2 separate regions of the Mus musculus genome follow, and region 2 is linked to region 1. Evidence: chromatin loops called from intact Hi-C (ENCODE). Cell type or tissue: gastrocnemius. All regions are shown on one strand. Links, peaks and the distances in the headings refer to the core of each region. The heading gives the core; the rest is flanking DNA.

Region 1 (2,915 bases), core at 105-2,604:
AGGCAGGGGCAGATGGATCTCTGTGAGTTTGAAGCCAACCTGGTCTATGGAGCATGTTCTAGGATAGCCAGAGCTGTTACACAAAAGAACCTTGTCTCAAAAAAACAAACAAAACAAAACAAAACAACGACAACAACAACAACAACAACAACAAAAAACCTGAGAGAGGAGTCTGCTTTTTATGTGATAGTAAATCATGGATGTCTAGTTCGTTTAAAATATAGTGTTAGGGTTGAAGAGCTGGCTCAGTGGTTAAGAGTGCTGACTGCTCTTCCAGAGGTCCTGAGTTCAATTCCCAGCAACCACATGGTGGCTCACAACCATCTGTAATGGGATCCGATGCCCTCTTCTGGGGTGCATGAAAAACAGAGCAATCCTATCCATGAAATAAGTAATAAAATATAGTGTTGGAGCTGGACTGTGGACTGGTGTTAAAGCATATGTAAGGCCCAGGGTTTGATTCCCCAGCATCTAGCAAACAAATACAAAACTAAGGAAACCATTAGAAGTTTTAAACAGTCCTTTGTTACTTGCAGCTTTGACCAGTTCCATTATATAGATACAAGTAAATTTGTGCTATAATACCCTATGGATATTATGATCATGACCCACACGGACTAGAAAAACAAAGCTCCAGAAATGGAAATAATGCCAAACAGCATATGTTAACACTAATTAATATGGTTTTTAAGTTTGACTTGGGCCTAATCAACACAAATACCCTTCCCACATCAAACCCAGCTCTGACCACAACCATCTTGCCTCTGGCCTCCACACGCTTGTTGGATGGGAGCTGTCTGGAGCTCAAGGAAATGGGCAAGGCAGGGACCATGTGATGTAACTGGAGGGACTCTGTCTCTTACAGCTGGGATGTAAATAGCTAAAACGTTCCCAGCAGCAGATTCATTCCTGAGGGTCAGTGAACACAGGTCCTGTCCCTAAGCTTTACGAACACACCTGACTTCCTCTGTAAAGTCACTGTCTGGGGGAATGGATGGCTCACTGGTTATTGAGTGTGCTTGTAGAGGCCTGGGGATTGGCTCCCAGCACCCACCATCACTTGTAACTAGCTTCAGGGGATTTGACATCCTCTGGCCTAGTGCAGTACCTGTGTGCATGTAGGCATACACATATACACATCAATCAGAAAAAAAATCAGCCACCAGACCCTCAGATGGGTACACCCACTTGATTAGTTTTCTGTAGCAGGAGGTCTTCTGAGATCATCTTCATCTGCTCAGAAAATGGAATGCCCAAAGACCTAGAACTCTCTAGAAGCTTATAAGAGTACGAACCAGGAAGTGTGAAGGCACTTTACAGCTTGGACTCCCAATGGTCTTGAAGAGAAGCAAGCAAGCAAGCAAGCAAGCAAGCAAGCAAGCAAGCAAGCAAAGGGCTTTCCAATCATCCTTTTGTACCTGAAGGGCTATCCTCCCTTTTGAAACCACATTGTTATGGCCAGACTCCCCTTCCACATTATCCTAATTTCTGTAGTTTAAATTCATTAATTCTATCTATCTATCTATCTATCTATCTATCTATCTATCTATCTATCATCTATCTATCTATCTATCTATCTATCTATCTATCTATCTATCTATCTATCTTTTATTCTGTACTGTGTTCTGCCTGCATATGTACCTGCCCACCAGAAGAGGGCGCCATATACCATTATAGATGGTTGTGAATTATAATGTGGTTGCTGGGAATTGAACTCAGGACCTCTGGAAGAGCAGTCAGTGTTCTCAACCTCTGAGCCATCTCTCCAGCCCCTATATTTATTTTTGAGGCAGAGTTTTGCAACGTAGTCCAGGCTGGCCTCGAATGCTTGCTCTGCCTGCTTTAACTTTCTCTGGCCCTGGCCACAGCTGGCCAGAGTTCTTCCTTCAGTTGAGACGTGGCCAGCTATCCTGCTGTAAATGCTTTCTGTCTCAGCCTCAAAGACAATTTCTATCTGCAGATCACACATGACCTTATCTTCATTTCTGGATCCTGAGCCTCTATTCAGTCACAGGGTCACTTCTTGTATTTAGGACAGGACAGGGGTCTCCATATGCATGCAATACTGTCATCAGAGGGTCTAATGATAGAATCAAGAAAGTGAGTCCTGAGTCTGCGTGGCCTTGATGACGGCCACATCTTCAGTATAGCTTGTATGAGCCTCACAGTCTGGGGCTCACCTCTCTTAGTCTTTGGTTCATGCTGGTTTTCAGGTCCTGCTGTCGTTTCACATGTGGACCCCCACTGGTGTGTAGCACCTACTAGCTCTTATTTTCACACCAAACCTTCCTGAAACAGCGGTTGGTGAACTCAGGTTTCCATCAAGAGCTGGATCAAGGTCACCCCGCAGACCTGGTAGCAGAGACCTGTAATGGAATTCCAGCTATTCCTAAGGCTGAGGCCAGAGCAGCTGAGAGAGTTCAAGGTCAGCCTGATTAACTCAGTAGACTCAGTCTCAGAAACCAAAAGGAATCAAGGCTGGGGCCATAGCACACTGGTAGAGCATTGCCTAGCACACACAGGGAGTAGACATTAAACTGGGGAAAGTCACCCCAGTGCCTTGAATTAATTCTGTTGGTTTTGTTCTCAAATTCATGTGGATTTGCAATAATGAACTACTGTCTGGCTTCGACAGTGAACCTCTTGAAGGCAGGGGTCTGTTTCTGCACTGAGCTTGGTACCAGGTTCAATGAAGGAGTGTCCAATTAAGTGGTGGGACAGTCTGTACTTCACGCTCACAGATACGCTTGCTGCCTTGCAATGTTCTTTTCATGTGAATGGGATGTGACCAGGCTTTGTTATGACTCACCATTTAATAAGCTCACCAGAAGTTATACATCCAAATGAGGGCTGCATCCTTCAAAGTCCTCGCTTTGCGAGGCTGGATAGATACTCAGTCCCGTGGTGATGCTGGC
Region 2 (2,915 bases), core at 206-2,705, 50 kb after region 1:
GGACTCCTAAGTGCCTCCATAATAGATAAGGACCGCCATGCCTGGCCTGAGTTCTCACAGAACCAGTGTTAAGCCGGGCAGTGGTGGCGCACGCCTTTAATCCCAGCACTTGGGAGGCAGAGGCAGGAGGATTTCTGGGTTCGAGGCCAGCCTGGTCTACAAAGTGAGTTCCAGGACAGCCAGGGCTATACAGAGAAACCCTGTCTCGAAAAAAAAAAAAAAACAAAAAACAAAACAAAAACAAAACAAAAAACAAAAACAAAAACAAAACAACAACAACAAAAAGCTTAGCATCCTAAGTCAGTAAAAATGTGTGCGATCAAATATAGAAGAAAGACGTTAGAAGAACTAGATCGAGCTAGATTCGAAGGCAGAGTGGAGATCCACTTCCACCAGCTGGCTGTGCTCCCAAAGCTCCTTGGTAGAACTGGAAGTCCAAGCCCAGCTCTCTAAACTCTAATGTTGTGGTCGCTTTCCCATTACCAACCGCTGAAGGCTCAGGCTTTGTAGCTGCAGCACAGTCACCTTTAGTTAGACACACAGTAAAACTGCTGGGCATTCATTGCCCTGCCAGCAGCACCTATGGACTATGTCCTCCTCCAAAGCTTTGGAGGAGACATCTTTCAGGACTCATGTTTTTAGGTGCAGACTGTCTCACACAGTACCTGAGGAGCCTGGTTCCTCCTTTTGCCTTCCTCCCTCAGACACAGACAGGCCAGCGCACTCAAGGCCAGCACATCTTTCTGTCAGTTGAAGGCTCTTAATTTGGACTTGGCTGTGGAGAAAGGTCAGCTTGGGGGCCAGCCTGGCTCTGGCCAAGCTCTCTAGTTACAGCCTAGGGCTCGCCTCACCTGCCCCTGTAATAGCAGCTTCCTCACATGGCCACTCCAGCCTCAGCTGACAGGGCAGGCCTCTGCTATGCCCCCTGGCCTACAAGTCAAGCACAGAGGTGACAGCTTCCCCTACCTCAGCCCTCCCTCTCCCTCTCCCTCATCTGATGTTTACACAGAGGTTGACATCCCACCTGGGCCCACCTGCTTCCCAAACCTGAACTCCCCCCCCCCTTCTCAAACATATCTGCTCCATGCGGATATGTGTCCCTCTAACCTAGATACTGACTTCTGTTTATCGGACAGAGGGAGGAGGATCAAGGATGGACACACGGTCTGAGCCAGCCAGGGCTAGATAGCAATTCCTTTTTTCTCGAAAAGCAAACACACACACATACAGCAAAATATCAACTATGAAACGTGGCTGAGGATGTAGCGTAGGTAACAGTGTTTGCCTAGCATGTACAGTGCTAGGCTTGGTCTCCAGCACTGAATCAGGACCTGGCATGGTGGCACATGACTATTAATATAGCCCTTGGGATATGGAAGCAAGAGGATCAGGAGTTCAAAGTCACTCTCAGCTACGTAATGAGTTCAGAGTCGGCCTAGGAACTAATAATAGTAACAATAATTAAAAACCCAATACATCCTCTTTGATCTTATTTATAGTAATAGAAGATGTGGCTGGCTTGGGGACATAGTATGGCCTCCAGGTGATAGTGAGGCAGAGCCTTGAGCTACAAAAGTAGCCTGGGTTTTGGTTTTGGTTTTGGCTTTGGTGAGATTGAGAATAGAGGCCTTTTGCCTGTTAAACAGATCTTCTAGCACGGAGCTATTTCTCCTGGCTGCCCTAACTGGATGAAGAGGCAGGCCTCCTCCCTGGAAACTATTAGAGTCCCAGGACCACACCTTCTATCTTCCCCATTGCCCACCAACCATCTTTAAGGACCTCCTCATTTCCAGAGGCAGCAGAAACTATGAGAGCCTCACAGGCAAGGGCCAGGTATTTCCCACACAGAAAGCCCTGGGAAGGACCAAGGTGTTGAAGCAGCCACTGTGGAATGAGGAGTTTGGGCTGAGTGGTAGTGGCCCACGTGTCCTGATTCCACTACTGTCACCAGTCTGTCTGGTAACGATGTAGTCTCTTCTCACTAATGGGATATCCCTGTGTTCCAAGGCAGGCAGGGGGAGCTTACACAGTCCTTACTCTAAGTCTCCACCCAAGGTGGGCAGAGTAAGCAGCCCACCTTCATGCTTTCCCCACTGAGAGGTTGTGGTGTTTCTACAGGTCGGAATGAGCTGATCGCACGCCATATCAAGCTCAGGACAGGGAAGACGCGCACAAGGAAGCAGGTGAGCCTGGAGAGGTCTCCCCAAGGGGATTGGAGAGGCACCCACTTCTCTGGGTGCCCTGGTTCTTCCATTTACCAGCGAGTCAAACTCCCACTCTGGGATACTACGGGAAAAATAAATCCGTCCCCCCCACCCCCCCCAGCTTATGAAGTACTGCCAGACTCAAGGTGAACTGGGCAGGCAGGAGGGAGCTCCCCACATTGACCTGCTCCTCACACAGTACATTCACAGTGTAGCCAGAGAGCCATGGAGGGCTAAGGGTTGGGGACACACAAGCTGTCTGGGAGGTGGAGACAGGAAGTCTCTCTTTCTGCAACAGGTCTCCAGCCACATCCAGGTGCTTGCCCGTCGAAAAGCCCGGGAGATCCAGGCCAAACTCAAGGTAAGGAAAACCGTCAGCAGAGAGAGAACCCTGGGACTTGTGGGGTGAAGTGGGGCTTCCCAGAAGTCACCGCTCTTTTTCCAGTTAGGAAAGTCAGCGCTGTGGGTCCAGGGGCTTCCATTGTGTTGAGCCTGTGTTGTGTGCTTCTTGCTGTTAAGGACAGTTGAGGCCTAGCCTGTGGCATCTGCCATGTGTGTGGGTGGCAGTCTCCTGCTGGGCCCTACCTGGGATTTAGTGTAGCAGGGCCAGACTCAGCATTTCTGTCCCCCGACCCCTGTGTTCTCTGAGATGAGCCACCTCACCTCATCTCTTCCCTCGACGGGCCACCTCAGAAAGACAGTCAGTCCTTC

The links. Hi-C counts contacts between places; a loop is a spot of excess contacts. Peaks named below come from ENCODE experiments on the same cell type or tissue, not always from the same donor. Only the 100,000 strongest peaks of a DNase experiment are listed, where the experiment ranks them.
Region 2: a loop joins it to region 1, with 3 times the contacts of the local background. A loop is called at or near these places in 6 of 42 quality-filtered maps.

What each region holds. Positions count from the first base shown.
Region 1 is chr6:128,301,577-128,304,491 of GRCm38, reverse strand. No RefSeq gene overlaps it. Among named protein-coding and RNA genes, the nearest start is that of Tead4, 2.2 kb to the right of the region's middle. In gastrocnemius, for the core only: a CTCF peak has its summit at 1,654 (motif pointing right); no DNase peak of the experiment used is centred there.
Region 2 is chr6:128,251,190-128,254,104 of GRCm38, reverse strand. Tead4 (TEA domain family member 4) reads left to right here. Exons shown (of 12, transcript NM_011567.2): 3 at 2,119-2,183; 4 at 2,503-2,565. Among named protein-coding and RNA genes, the nearest start is that of Tead4, 48 kb to the left of the region's middle. In gastrocnemius, for the core only: no CTCF peak of the experiment used is centred there; no DNase peak of the experiment used is centred there; H3K4me3 peaks cover 331 bases; H3K27ac peaks cover 1,790 bases.